2 separate regions of the Mus musculus genome follow, and region 1 is linked to region 2. A link is a loop called in an ENCODE intact Hi-C map of the cell type or tissue named here. Cell type or tissue: left cerebral cortex. All regions are shown on one strand.

Evidence for each region. A loop is a pair of places that touch in the nucleus more often than their neighbours do. Peaks named below come from ENCODE experiments on the same cell type or tissue, not always from the same donor. Only the 100,000 strongest peaks of a DNase experiment are listed, where the experiment ranks them.
Region 1: it touches region 2 in a loop (2.6-fold over the local background); 3 of 42 quality-filtered maps call a loop at or near these places.

Annotation. Positions count from the first base shown.
Region 1 is chr1:90,352,163-90,360,162 of GRCm38, reverse strand. All of the region lies in intron 1 of Gm34992 (a long non-coding RNA gene), which reads right to left. Among named protein-coding and RNA genes, the nearest start is that of Gm34992, 18 kb to the right of the region's middle. In left cerebral cortex, no CTCF peak of the experiment used is centred here; a DNase peak (open chromatin) is centred at 3,382.
Region 2 is chr1:90,271,156-90,279,155 of GRCm38, reverse strand. It overlaps 2700003A03Rik (a long non-coding RNA gene), which reads right to left and starts at 6,284. Exons shown (of 4, transcript XR_003947931.1): 1 at 5,251-6,284; 2 at 3,606-3,762. In left cerebral cortex, a CTCF peak has its summit at 6,514 (motif pointing right); DNase peaks (open chromatin) are centred at 3,161, 3,676, 5,805 and 7,619; H3K27ac peaks cover 1,693 bases.

The DNA.
Region 1 (8,000 bases), 81 kb before region 2:
TGGCAACTTCCCCAAGGATAAACATGATTACTGATTAAAAAGACAGGGTGTCAGACTATAAGTCCTGGGCCTGCTGAAGCAGAAGGCCTGACCAGAAGACCTAGCTTCTCCCAGATTCCCCTTGCAGGCAGAGAGAAATGTATAGAACTCAAGGCTGCGGCTGGTTCTCAAGAAGAAACCAAAGATGTGGCTTAAGCTCCAAAACATGGCTCTGAAGTGGCCATAGGTGAAGACTGAAGTGATGGAAACAGCTCTAGCTGTTAGACACCCAACTTAGGTTGAAACTGCATCCCTGCTGTGGGAGAATAAGGGGTAGGACCCAGTGGTTGGTTTTAGCGTTGACTAGACCAGGATGGTGATGGTTGATTGTCATCTTAACAAGATCTGAAATCCCCTAGGAGGCAAGTCTCCAAGCACATCCGTGGGGGATTATTTAGTCTCTGCGCATGTCTGTGAGGAGTTATGTTGATTAGGTTAATTGAAGTGGGATGACCTAGCTTAACAATGGGGGGCACCATTCCCTAGGCCTGAGTCCTACACTGAATAAAAAAAGGGAGAAAGGAGGCTGAGTGTCAGCATTCAGGGGATGTAATGTCTCGAGCTGTTTCTAATTCCCTCTGTTTTTATTTCTCCAGGAGAAACCTATCCTTAAGTTGCTTGCTTTAGTCAGGCTATTTTAATCCAGCAAGAAAGTAAGACAGCCAAGAATGGATTAAGTCACTCATGGACTACTCATTCTCTCTCTCTCTCTCTCTCTCTCTCTCTCTCTCTCTCTCTCTCTCTCTCTCTCTCTCTCTCTCATGTTCTTTATACCTTGACTACAGCAGAGGCCTCAGCAGATGACTGTCACGGACTTCCTGGCCTTCAGAACCAACCCTTAGCCAAGTAACTCATTCTTTATGAATTACCTAACCTCCCCAACCAGAGAGAGGCATTTATAGCAGGCTCATGGCAACCGTTTTGTCCTAGGTGCATGCAGTGTGGCTGACCTTAGCAGACACTCTGCCCAGCTGGAGCCTGCTGGGACTCTCCCAGAACTTGAGTATACATAGTCCTGTCCCCAGAAGACTTCTGTGAGCCTGTGGGGGGTGGTGGTGGGGTGGACCTTAGAGTGTGCAGAGAAGAACCCAAGGGCAGTGTCATTCTTAGAAAGTTAACTTAAGTTCCACCAAATGTCTGGAAAGGGAACTTGGGAGACAGCTTGGTTTTGCCACAGAAGAACGAGGACCTGAGTTTAATGCCTAGAACTTATATTCAAAACAAAAACAAAACAAGAAGAAAGTCCATGCAGATATAGATATGGTGGTGTGCATCTATTATGCCCGGGCTAGGGAAGCATAGGCAGGAGGATACTCGGGGTTCACCAGCCAGACACCCTAGCCTCAGTGAGCACAAGCCAGTGAGAGACACTGTCCCAACAAAGTGAGTGACTTTGGAGGATGATGTCAACTCATGATGACCTTGGGCCTCCACAGACAACACATATGCATGTAGACTGGCACATATGCAACAGACACACACATACACAGACCACACACACACACATATATATATATATATATACATATATATATATATACACTATATACCACATACATACACACACACACACTATATATCACATACACACATAATACATACCACATCACACACACATACACACACCACATACCACAGACATGCATATGCACACACTCCACACACATACATACCACAGACATGCGCACACACACAACACACACTACATACCACACACACACACCACCACCACCACCACCACTACACACAATACATACACACATACACATGCCACATTCATTCCATATATACTACATATCACACACACCACACATGCACACATACACACACATATACACACAGTATATATCACACACAAACAATACATACAAGACCACAGAACAGACATGCAAACACATACATACCACCACACACACAATACACACACACATATATACCACTGTCACACATCATACATACTACATATCACACACATTACACGCACACACACATATACACACACCACATACCACAGACATGTATACAATACACACACACATACCATATACCAAAGACATGTATACACATACACCACACACCACATACCATACACACACACACACACACACACATACACACACATACATGGACACATGCACACATGCACACATGCCTAAGAAAAGAGTTCCTGGCTGTGACACTGAAAACATGAAATTGTAAGAGGATGCTAGGATGTTTGCAATCTTTCCTGACTATGTCAACATTCCTCGGCTCCGCAGCTTCTTCTCTGTGGCTATTTTCTCCATCACTGGGAATAGACATGAAATGTGCCCTTTGTCTAAAATTCTCTAATTTAGAGTTATAATTGTTTTGTTTGTTTGGTTGGTTTGGGGATTTTTTTTTGAGGTGCCAATATAACTGTTTCTATAATTGCTGTTGAGAGCTCATTGGATTCCAAGAACCCTCTAAACTTCAAACAGAAAAAAGAAACCCTTGCCTGAGAGCATATAAGTTGCTACAGCTGTTCTCTCTAAAAATGCCTGTGACTTGTTTTTCCAGAAGAGGAAAGTGCAATACACTTTTTAAAGAGCCTAGAACTCTCATAAAAATAGCTACTTTTGTCAACATGGTTTTATTGGGTTATGAGAAAAACAAGAAAGCCATTATTTCCATGTCTTAAATGCTCAAGTAATTTATGTCCTCCACAGTACTGCCCATTAAAGCACAGGTATGAAACAGTGTTGCCAGAGACATGAGCACAGGGAGAAAATGCTCACCGTGTGATGCTGACTGAAGGCAAGCAAAAGAAAAGCTGCCCACATAGAGTCCTTGAGATCCAGATAATAATATCATTTTAAGTGTCAGCACAATTTACCAAACCTGTGCTGTGTGCCAGATTATCAGGTACAAGGTAGCACTTGTTTACATCAAATCTCTACAGGACAGGAAGGTGTTATTCTCATTTTCTAGATGAGAAAACGGGTTTTGGGGGAGCCAAAAATCTTCTCTTATTTGGAAAAACCCGTGTTGGAACTTTGTACCCCTCAAAATTCCCAAACCAGAAGCACCAGCATCTCCTGGCAGCACCAGCACCTCCTGACAGTACCAGCATCTCCTGACAGCACCAGCATCTCCTGACAGCACCAGCATCTCCTGACAGCACCAGCATCCCCTGACACTCAGACCCACGCTGACCTCAAAGCATGGATTTTCACCTGCTGCCCAGGCAACTTGCACACACATTCAGCTTCAAGCAACATTCCAGTTCTAAGCTACTCTAGGAAGAGGAAGAACCCTGCATCTGACTGTTAGTGGTGATCAGCTGTGATTTTAATCATCTCATTTGCACTTTTCTGTATTTGGCAAACAGCTTCCATCATATGTTCTGTCTATAATAAGAGAAGCATTGAAACGAGTGAACCAGCTAGACTTGTTGACGCAACAGTATGTAGCTCTATAAAAATCTTACATGGGAGCCAATTCTTTCTCTCCATCCCTTCCACCACCAGCAGCAGCTGCAGATTTAGGAAGCTCAATTACAATGTTCAGTATAAACAGGAAAGGGTTAATCTACCCTGGGGATGATGCCACCGTCAGGGAGTTACCTGGTACAGATTTTTTTTTTCTCGTTCCAGATGGTTGTGAGCCACCATGTGGTTGCTGTGATTCGAACTCCAGACCTTCGGAAGAGCAGTTGGGTGCTCTTACCCACTGAGCCATTGGCACAGATGGTTAAAGAAGCCTGGTGTTCACCCACCTGGACAATCGGCTGATCAGGGCAGCCAGTGTGTATGCCCTCTTCGGGGCCAGCTGTCCCTTCCCAGGCGGCTCCACTGTGAGGCCACAGACTGGAGTGACAGGAATTTCACTGTTTCCTCCAGTTGGTTCAGGCAATGAGCTGCTGAGAGAGTGAGAGGGTGGGCCACGGTGGGCATCCGTGAGAGGACTAACAGCACTGTTACAGCCTGATGCTAGAAGCCTGGCCCTCTAGAGCCACTGATCCATACCTTCTCTCTGCCCTGTATGACAAAAAAAAAAGATTCCTGATGATGAGAGAGATCAAACTCTGTCCCATCAGCCTCCCCATGCTGTTCTCGGCTACCGTTCCACATTCATCAAAGCATGCCAGGAAGTGATGTCCTTGTAAATCCACCTTAGGTCTGATGGGGTCCCCAACTTGTCTGAGTATCATCTCCTTTCCTTGATGACCAAAGAAGAGTCAATAGGAATCCTTATGACAGAGAAAAGGGCCAGCCAGGCTTCTCTAGACCCAATATCAGGACTGTGACTGACTGGTCATTCGCCTGCTACAAAGACCCTTGAGGAGGTTTTGCTTTGGGTGTAAGTGTTCCTGGGCCTCTCCAGGAGATGGTGTTTTAAAGATGAGGAATTTAGAAGTGGCCCTGATTTTCTTTCTGTGCCAAATGAAGGTCATTTCAGCAAGGGGATGTCCGGGATATAGTGTGACTCCCAACTGGGTTGTCCATTCCCAACATCTGGTACCCCATGGGCTCCCCAGAATGTGATCAGCTCTTCTTTGGAGATTCCAGGCAGTGTGCCCATGTGAATGGCTTACATGGGCAGTGCAGCATGAACCATGCACAAGAGGGCCCAGGGCAGTAGAAAATCAAGAGACAGGAGGTTATCAAAGAATAGTCTGGAATTACAACCCAAGGTACCTGTTTCTGTCACTTGTGGTGATAGCAAAACCAAGTGGCCCTCAGAGGAAAGATGTGCAGGCCGGTTGCTTGTTTCTAGGAACCTATGTTAAGGTGTTCCCTAAATTGCAGGGTGATTGGGAGCATAGGGGATTTGTAAGGTTGCAAAGACCCAAGGTAACAGCCATATAAAGTAGGGAAGGGACTACAGATGCATCCACATGTCAGGGGCCTGGGTCAGGGCTGGGGTGGGGTATGGGGATAAGACGTCCCAGAGAGCTTGGTAGGTTCTGCATAGTGATACTGATATTTTGATTTCATGCTCTTGGCCCAGTACTTGTTAGAGCAGCCCTAAGATGGGGCTGAAGGTGCCAAGGAGAGATTTGAGTATCTTATTTATTCTCCAAATGGTAGGAGCTAGTGAGATGGCTCAATGGGTAAAAATAAACAAACAGACAAACCAACAACCCACAAACGCTTGATCACCTGAGATCAGTTCCTAGAATCCATTTGAAAGCCAGATGTGGGGGGGTCCCCTCATCTCATTATAGCAAGAGTGGAGGGGGATGTCAGTTCCTGACAGTTGTCTTCTGAGCTCCACTCACACACATACACCACGCATATACACAGTGGTAACAGATGAAAATAAAGCATCTATAAAAGGTTTATAAAAAGAAAATAAAAATGAGAAAAGAAAGGAAGGGAGGAAGGAAGGAAGGAAGGAAGGAAGGAAGGAAGGAAGGAAGGAAGGAAGAAAGGAAGGAAGGAAGGAAGACAGGCAGGCAGGCAGGCAGACAGACAAATAGACAGACAGACAGACAGACAGACAGACAGACATAAAAAGGGAGTAGCCAAGGAGAGAAAGACTTGAAACAGATAGGAGGGGCCCAACTGTCAAGAAGGCAGACATTGGTCCCGCTGAGCAGAGACTCCAAAGTAGTAGTTCCAAAAGAAAATTCTGCCCATCCCAACTCCTCCAACTCCACTACCTCTTTCCCCAACCCCAGGTCCTTGTTATCTTTCTCCTTCCTTCCTATAAGCTATACTCCAGGACAGGACTGAAGCAGAGGAGACACCTGAATACTTTGTGGTTGGGCCAGCTAGATTGATAGCTCATCCTTTAAGGAGTCCCAGACTAACAGCTGGATGATACCGTATCCATTGGTCTCTGGGAACCAATAAAGGAGTTCTAAAATCTCTGTCTGTCTCTCTCTGTGTGTGTCCTCTCTCTGTGTGTATCTGTCTCTGTCTGCCTCTCTCTCTCTCTCTCTCTCTCTCTCTCTCTCTCTGCCTCTCTCTCTCTCTGTCTGCCTCTCCCTCTCTCTGTCTGCCTCTCTCTCTGTCTGCCTCTCTCTCTCTGTCTGCCTCTCTCTCTCTCTCCCTGAACCTCACTCTCTGTGGTTCCTGAATTTCATTCTTCAGATTTGCAAGAAAAACAAACAAACAACCCTGAAATCTGAATTACAGTTGAGAATGGCTTTGGTGGCTTCATTAGTTTGAATGAGATGTCCCCCATAAGTCTCAGATCTTTGAATACCTGATCCTAGGGAAGTCTCACTTTTGTTTTCTCCTGATTCAACTAACCAGTTTCCAGAGAGAGAGAAAAAGACATATGACCACTGTAATCCAGCCCCGAGATGGGCAGGGAGCTTTTAACATCAAAACCCATCTTAGGCATCCCTAGTGGTGTTATGGTCTGACCAGCTTTGATGGGCCCAAGTTCCTGCCAGAGACGCCAGACACCTGCATACCGACTGTTCCCAAGCCAAAAGTAAGTACTCAAGGGCCTGGGAAATCTCAGCACTGACTTGCAAAGAGTGGATCAAATGTCTCTTTCTTTCAGAGCTAGGAGGCCGAAACAAAACCGCTTAGAAGAAACGAACTGACTTTCCATTTCAAAACGCCAGCTTTATCCTGCCCAGGGTGGTCTCGGTTCTCTCCACCCTCTGATCTTGTTTATCAGGTTCGCTTTTAAAGGCCCCTCAAAGATTATTTATGGGTGTAGGCTTAAGCCTTTGGAGACTGTTCTTTCAAGAGACAGATGGGTTTAAAGCCACTGTCACTTTGCCTAACTGATGTGGTCACGTGGCAAGGCATAGGGAGAGAGGGATCTGTCTCTCTAAAGGATAAATATGACAGAGATTAAACTCATTATAAACAAGAGGGATTAAAAACCTAGAGCTGGCCACAGCAGACTCAAATGACTGAGAATAATCTCCTGGGGAATTCTATTTTTTTTTAAGAGAGTATTAGCAGAGCTTGGGGCTAGTATCTTGGGTTATGCTCATAAAATCAGCAGTCCTGTACTAGTGGGACAATAAAACAACATGGTGACCGGGAAACAGGCAACAGTGTCACATCAAGGTAAGGAGGAGCCATCGCTTAGCCACAGACCGCCATCCCCTTCACGACTTCCAGCTGGACACTCAACCCTGTCATTTCTACTGGCTCCCAAATGTTTAAGGGCTTAAAAGGAAATGGTAGCGTTTTTTCTCTTCTAGCTTTGGTTTCTCAGGACGCAGTCCAGACACTGGCAGCCGGTACAAGGGAGCCCACAGATGCTCTTTGCTGCATCAACCTTTCCTAGTGGCTGAAGGGGATGCAGGCACCAGCAGAGCATCCTCAGGGGGGCGTAAGTGCTATATGCAGTTGGGCAGGGTACCTAGACCTTGGGGTACTGTGCTGAGAGCTATGCTCAGGCCCCACAGCTCTTTACCAACCAGGTCAGGAAGCTGAGGTTCTCCTGGGTTTTTAAAAAAATAACTTGTGAGAAATGATCTAAACATTCTTGAAATATTTGCAAGGATTTTTAAACACACAAAGACAGGGGAAGAGCTATGTGTATTCATACCAGCCTCAAAACGTGACCATGAGTGTTCTAATGCAGGGACTTAGGAGCTTTCTGGAACATTCCAAGGTACCTCTGGACCTCAGGACCATGATGACAGAAATGTCAAGAAGGCATTGAATGAAGGAGCCTGTTCCCTTTAGATGTCTTGGGGAGTACAGAGACACTTGACAACATGACCCGAGACACAAGACGGCCGTTTTCTTATGACTTTCTAAATCTGGCCATGCATATACCTGCAGAGCATCTGTAGCTGCTGTAGGATGTCTTGGTGAACTATAGGAGAAAAGAGGGGTGATGGAACCAATCATTACACCCTCATGACTTTCAGACAGTCTCTCTTCCACAACTCTGTATAATTCACTCCACCTGCAGCCCTGTAACCATGGACTTGAGCAGAAGAGTGGCCATGCACCATGTGACCTGAGAGTCCTTGGCTCAGGAATTTCATTTCAAGCTCAGGTCTGTGGAAGACC
Region 2 (8,000 bases):
TCATGCATTCGTTCCAGGCTCTAAATGGCCGCACGAGAGGGGGAAAACAAAAATTACAAAATAAAAATAAGGACCCAAAAGAAAGCCTCTTTGCATTTTTCTACAATGGATTTAGCGAAGGCAAATTGGCTTAAAGGTCACCAAACCAATCTACTGATTGATGGGCGGAAAGCAAGGCTCTCCTGTTTTAACTCACAAGGCAAAAGCTATGGTAGTGCTCCGCCACCTCTGTGGGGCAGAGATATCATCTCTGATCAGAGACATCTACACCTGCAATCAAATTAGATGTGTTTTAAGCCTGGCATCTTATAAGGGAATCGTGGTTTTCCTGGAGTTGAACAGAAGATTGAAATTGCAGAGTTGGAAATGTTGCTTTGACGTGGCGTTTTCATGAAGAAACAACAGGAAGCCAACATTCAGTGGATGTCAAGAGATCAGGCAAGAGAGAGAGGAAAACACAGAAGGTGCCCCCTAGAGCTGGAGGTGAAGTTTCTGGATACAGGCCTCACTTGGGTCATTTTTTTTTTTTTTGGTATAAGCCTGTGTGTGCACATGAGTGTATGCATATGTAAGCCAGAGTCAAGATTGGGCATCATTTCTCAGGTGCCCCCCAGTCTCTCACTGAATCTGGAGCTCAGTGGTCAGGCTGGAATGGTTGGCCAGCAAGTCCTAGGGATCTAGCTGTCCCTGCCTCCCACTGCTGAGGTCGCAAGCCTCTGCCACCAGGCTAGGCTTTTTCACAGGAGTCCTGGGACACACAATCTCATTCTCTTTCTTACGTGATTGAGCCATCTCCACAGCCACGAGTCAAACTACCCATATTTCCATTTCCTGGTCTACAAAACAGTCATCTACAAACAGCCACGTTTTAAAAGGCGTTACACATAAAACTATGGACAAAATAGCACATCCCTGGAAACAGCCCCAAACTGACAGTCAGACCCTGAGCCCCGGGGGAAAAACTGATTGGGAAAGACTGAGTTTCCAATCAGCCTGGTGTCTGAGTTTCCCATCACCCTCTTACAGGAAAAGGAAAGTGACTGCATGCTGGCAGGTGCCCCCGGGTGTTTTCAGCAACAGACTTCATCGTGTGTGCCAGGGTTTAGATTCAGCACGTCTCCCAGATGACCACATTCAAGCAAGCGCTTAGGGTGTGTCCGAGATATGTTTAGCGCGATATTCAATCTGCCAGCGATGGACAGTGGTTGCTGAGAGAGCCTTCTACACTAAATGAGTTGCATATTTTCTGGAGACATAAACGGGGGATGAATAGAATATTATCCAATAAAGCAGCACATGGGCATGGGGGGCGGGGGGGGGCTTCAAACACACTCTTTCCACAAATGACAAGGCCATCAGGATCTGCTGAGACCAGAACGGAAAATTAGCAGCATCTGACTGGGCCTGAGGAAGAGGCGGGCATTGGATACACTGATGTAAACAGACCAGCTGCATAGTCGGTGCCCTCCGCGGCCACCAGCCAGTGCCTCAGAAGAGCAGGCATGACTGCAGAGCTAGGAGCTAGGAGCATGTGTCTCATGCTGAATGGCTTCCAGGAAAGCTACTTCAGACTCTGAGGAGAAAGGCGACATAAACAACCCCTCTTGAGGTAGTGTCTGTCAGACATAGGCGCATTCAGGAAGCTACTGCCACTGGGGAACTGTGGGCATACATTCTGAGTTCTGAAGTTGGCCTAGGCTCTGGCCAGGCATTGCTACTGCCCTATGGAAAGGGACGTGGGAGAGGGCTGAGTGGCCTCCACTACAAACAGCAGAGAAGAGGAGGGCCTTGTTAGGCCTGGGACTTGCCCCAGGAGAACTGGCTTATGGTGAAGTGGGAACAGCTCTAAAGGCTAGTCGTGTTACAGTGTGCCTGGAGGGCTCTATGGGGACCAGTGAGGTTGTATGCCTACAATCCTTAGCACTAGGCCCCGCTGGCAGCCAGAAGTTTCTCCGGTCACTATATGCAGAAGTCCCCTCAGCACCCTTGGTCTCATGCAGGATTCTCTGCACAAAATGGCACAGGCCTTGGGTAGAAAGTGCTGCCAGTCAGCAGAGCTCCTTGTCCATTGGAGCTAGGTCAGGCACTAGCATCAGTGACAGCTTATTCCAGAGCCCAGTGATCCCACAACACCCTGTGCAAGTCACAAACTCCTGAGGGCCAGTCTCTTCCTTGGATGAGCCAAGCGTTCCTAAGAGAATCTTATCCTCTGAATTTCCCTGGGCTCTTAAAGAAACTACCTCAGCCTCACCTCCTTTCCACCATGGGTGAGACTATTCCTGTAGTAGATGCTACTCACCCATTTCCTCCTGCTCCTTACCAGTGTCAGGGTCAAGGTGTGCCTGTCTTTAGCTGGGCCTGAACTCCTGAGCAATATGGAGAGGAAACCCAGGCATGTGTTCCTCCTTGGAGTGGTGAGTTGAAGCAGGAATTGCTGTCAACAGCCATACACACAACACACATATACTAATACAGATGCACTCATATTTGCACGTGTGCACACTAAACACGTATAGACCCACACGTATGTGGACTTGTGCAGAGAACACACATGGAGTAAACTTTAGCACTGCACACTGACAGCATAGGTCCACTGCCCACACCCCTGTACTTTGAAGGTGACTAAGGGCACCCCATCCTCAAGGCCGGAGGGGTATGCTTGCTTGCCATTACCTGGGTACTACTAGGTCTGTTGAATGAGAAGTCAAATCACCTACACGCTTCCTGCTTTTATTCAGTTCGGTTCATCCTGAAGAAGAGCAAAGCTCCCATACAAGAAACAAACTTCCGAAGTCTAGCCACACCCTGCCCAGCAGGCTGCAAAGGACCTCCGCCCGCTAGCAGGCAGAGTTCGGACTAGTTGCCAAGATCTTCCTCATGCTCCAGCTCATGTGAAAGAGCTAAAATGCCCTGCTGTTGTTTGACCTGCCTTCATGCCGTTAAAAAGAAACTACCAGGAGCATCCTTCGGTTCATCATCTGCACAGCTGGGCCATTTCCATTTCAAACACCAGCTTGGCAGCTGAAAATTTCACCACTCCTCCCTCTCCCATGACACCAGCAGACTGTTCACCCCCTCCATGTCGGAATGTACGTGACTCATCCCAAGATGGCGCCACCATGTTACCGGCAGGCAGATCCTCAGGCTTCGAAGTATGTTTGCGTCTTCTCGCCTAGCCTACTCACCACCAGCAGCTCAGGGTGTGCCATCTGTTGAGCATCTTACACCCTCTGCACTCCAGCCAGAGCAAATTCCAGATGCCTCCTGCTTCCTACTCAGCATAGGTGAGAAGCTGCCCCCCACCCCATCCTCAGCAGCCCAAAGTGTGGCTGCTCCCCCTAGGTCCTGCCCACATCCTCACTCAGCACTGAAGTGGAAATGTAAGGGTTTTTTTGGAAAGTCGGTTGTGTTGGATGGTGTTTTGCTGGGGCAAACATGTAAGGGAGTGTTTTCCTGAAGTGGACACAGGTGAAAGACTAAGGCAGACTTATGAAGGACCATTTCATTGAAGCAGACACAGGTGAAAGGATGTTTTACTAAAGCAAGCACATGAAAGGACACATGATGAAAGATTCTTTGCTAAGGACATTTATGTATTGGCCCACCTTACATTGCGCAGCTGAGCTCCATCTGTTGGAACTCCATAGAGAGAAATGCCAAAAAAAACTTCTGGTACTGTGCTATAGCTACTTGCAGCTTCCGAGGACAGGCTCATTGACAGAGTGATGTCAGCTGAGATAGATGCAGGTGCCGAGTCACGTGCTAGGGAAAGATCCATGGAGAACACATGAAATTTAGAGATAACACGAATAAAACTTGATAGACAGTGACAGAGACTGAGCTTGGCTTACTTGTGGAACTAACTATGCAACAGCTTATGGGGCTCTCGACTTTGCTGATGTTTGCTGAGAGGCACAGCTAAGAACTTCTTCTGATGACCTTCCTAGTCCTTCCTGCTGACTCGTGCCGACACTGAGGCCTGGCTGTCTCTGCTGGGTCATGCCACCATTGCTGAGTCATGTTTACTGTCCCAACTCTACCAAACTGGACTACTGATATATCCATAAAATGTTTACCAGTAGACCGAGCTGCTACTAAATAACCTGTAAACTAAACTGCTGATTTCCAGACAACACAGATGGAAGCTGCTCAAAAAAAACCAAAAAACAAAAACAAAAAACAAACAAACAAAAAAAACAAACTGGCTAACCAGGTCCACTTCCCCTGTATCCTTTCTTTTCCACTACCTCTGGTGGGTGGTGGGCTAAAGGGGGAGTTAAGAACTATCATTTTTTAAAAAATTAAAGTTAGATAGCCCTTTGGAAGTTGGTTGAAATAATCCTGGGAAAGGCAGACAAGCTCTGTGACAGACACCTGGAAGAAGCACCCAGATACAGCCACATACGAGGCAGGGGGAAAGCTCGAGGGGCTCGTGTGTCTACTTGGGGTCATAGAAGAATTTTGCGGGTTTCAATTTTAAGATTTTTCCTACTGGAGCTGGAGAGATAGCTCCAGAGGCCACCCTTCCAAAGGACAAGTTCATTTCCCAGCACCCACACTGTGGCTTACAGCCACCAGCACTCCAGTTCCATGGGATCCAATGCCCCAGTAGCTGCTTTCTATCTTCCCAGGCTGCATCTATCCTGTGGTTCAGCTTCACTCAAGCAAGCTTGGATCCAGAAGCTCAAAGTACCAAAGGGTTGATGGATTCCCAAGGGTTTAATTCCCCAAAACATGAGGGGCCCCATCCCATTGTCATCAGATCCCAGGGCTGAACCTTGGAACCAGCTCTGGCCCTTGCAGCTTTTGCCCTCAGACTTGTAGCTTCTGCCCTTAGACTTGTAGCCTCTGCCCTCAGACTTGTAGTCTCTGCCCTCAGACTTGTGGTTTCTGCCCTCAGACTAGAAACCTCTCTCCTTCACTTCCTTCTTCTTGTCCTTGTCTCTTTCCTCCCTCCCTCCCTCCCTCCCTCCCTCCCTCCCTCCCTCCCTTCCATTCTTTTCTTCCCTTTTATTTGGGGGCAGAGGGGACAAGAGTTTAAGATCTCAAGTTCTCATTCTATAGCCCAGGCTGGCCTAGAACTTTATCTAATTCAAGATAGCCTTCAACTTGTGGCAGTCCTCCTGCTAAAGCCTCCCCAGTGCCAGAATTACAGGCATGGCCCTCTACATCTGACTTCTTTCTGTTTCTAAGTTAGAGTCCTGCATGGCTTTGCAGTTTTAAATTATTAGACAGGATCTTTTCACTGACCTGTCCCCTACTCCTTACCACTGCTTCTGGCTCATTACTCTGGTCCTTGATGGCACAGTGACCATGGTCCTCACATCCTCCCAGTCAGGCCTTGGTCAGTTCCTTTGCTTTGCTCTCCCCTTGGCCAATCCAGCCTCATTTCTGCATGTGGACAAAAGCCTGTGACTCATCCAGGAGCCATGAGCCCTGGTGGGCACAGTAAATTGTTGGAACTCAGGATGGTTACTTGTCACAGCCTGTAGGGCACTCAGGAACCCATCTGGCTGAGAGGTGTGTTATTAATGTAGAGCATTATCATTACAGCAACAACCACGGGGTGTCAACATTCCAGGGTCCGGCCCCCTCAGAGAAAACAGGCCTGAGTTGCTGGCACTCAGCACGGGCCTCTGTGGTGCAGACAAGTGTCCGGGCTGGGGCAGGTGGCATTTGCTTAAGTAAAGCCTTTGCTGACATGTGGGTGGAGGAAAGAGAGCGAGAGATCCGTTTCTCCAGAGCGAAGCTGCTCCGAGTTTCCAGCCCGAAGAGAGGCCCACGTCCACACATCCATGCAAGTGTGAGCCACGTGCCTCGGTGATTAAGGCTGTGGTTTGGGCACCGTGTCAAGAGCTCCCCATGAGACCCCAGCCCTGAAGCAGGATGTTGGAGATTTTTATTGCAGGCAATCCAGTTTCTCGGAGAGCTGGTAATGACAGTCCCCAAGAGCTCATTCATCCCTCCACATGCCTCAGCATAAGCTCTTCCCAGGATCCAGGAGATTCACGCCTGGCTCTGCTCCTCTGTCTCCCTGGCAGGACCCCAATGCCCGCTGACCATGAGGAGCGCCTAAAACCATGCTCCCAGCACAGTGTGAATGTCTGGAGGCCAGGGAATTAACTAGCCCCAGAACAGGAACCAGCAGGAGGCTGGAGACAGAAGTAGCAGAGTGTAGACTCTGAAGGAGTGCTTTATCCTTCATATCCAAAGTAGTATTTCCACATGTGATTAGTATGGACACGAATGATGAGAGAATCATGTGTGATTTTTGTACCGTTAATGCTACTTGTGGTTGACATATTGTGACTATATATTTATAGACCGCAAAGGGCTGTTTCTCCTTATGGGTACCATGCAGTGATGTGGCAACTGCTTTAACACACCCATCACACCTGGCCTAGCACTTGTTGGTGATAGACAATCTGTTTTAATGTTTATGTATCTGTGTGTGCCTGAATCTCTCCGGGTGTGTGCACAGATACGTGTGTGCATGTTCCCGTGGTGGCCAGAAGAGGGCGCTGGCTGTCCTCCTTCATCACTCTGCACCTAGTCCCTTGAGACAAAGTCTCTTTTGGGACCTGGAATTTACATTTTCTTCCAGTGTCTGAAAGACAGAGATCTTGTCTCCATCCCCTCAAAAAGCTGGGTTACAAACAAGTGTTGGATGCCCAGCTGGCCATGCAGGTGTTAGGGGCCAAACACCAGTCCTCGTGACTCTTCAGACAGTGCTTTTAACCACCAAGCTTCTCCCCAGCCCCACTCATGGTTACTGCTATGTTCACATTGTCATGGACATTATCGTGGGCTACAGTCACCATACTGAACAGCAAGCCTCAAAGTAGACCTCTTGCAGACATGGGCCTCTGTCCCTTGAAGTTCTCAGCCCCCTCCCCTCTGATAACATTACCCTCCTCACTAAATGCACGACCTCATCTTTCTGTATAATAGGCTTTTTAGCTATGTTCTAAGGTGAAGGTTAGAATTGGCTGTCCACTTGATCAGAACTGGAATCAACTAGGAGATGTGTGGAGACAGTCACCCCTGGCTGAGACCCACTGGGACAGATGTCTCACTGGGTCACCTTTAATGGAGGTTCCACCCTTTGGTGAGTCCATGAATCTGCTACCTTTCCCTAAACTATCTGCTAGATTCTCTCTGTGGAGCCACTGAAGGCAGAGGGGAGATTTTAAAACAAGAAAGAGCTGGTGTTCTCCTCCAGTGAGTAATTCAAACTTTGACATGGTGAGGATTCAACTATAGAGGGTGCTCACTCCCTTGACATGGAGGGGTGGAGGGAGACCTGTGTACGGGGTTGGACGACCAAAGGACAAGTCCTGTATAATTCCCTTCAGAGCCAAGGCTTGGTGTAGCAGACAGCCGGAAAATAGAAGTCACACAATGTTCTTTCCACCTGCAAAGAATGGCTTCCTCTAAGTGCATCTGGCACAAAGGGGCCAAGATAAAAGAACCAAATGTTTGGATAAAATGCAATGGATAGTTGGTGTCTAGAAGCCCCCATATACATTGTTGGCTAATGCCAAGTAGGTTCTTAAAACTGTGAGAGCCAGCCTTGAGACTGCTCACCCGGGCTGCAACTCAGCCAGAACTGTGGGCTGGCTCAGGGTGTGGCAACATATGGTCTGAGTCTACAGAACATCTGATTCTGGTTCCCAGTGGACACGGTGGGCCTTGGTGATCCATAGGAGGAAGCACCATGCCTTCCACACCCAGTACCCTCTGACATTCTGCTCTTGGGGCCTAGTGAGATGATTCCCCTCCCCCGAAGTCTGTCCAGGGCCTCTCCACACACACCCCCACCCTGTACATTGGTGTTATTTGAGATGGCTGAGGTCACTGATGAGGACTGAACTGGATGCCTCGAAACACACCCTACCTCAGCTCATTCCTCAGGTTTTCCCCCTAGACCTCTCCATGAACACGTAGGATTTGGATCAGTGGGCTATGTGGTCAAGCAGCTTCAACATCCAAGATTCTTA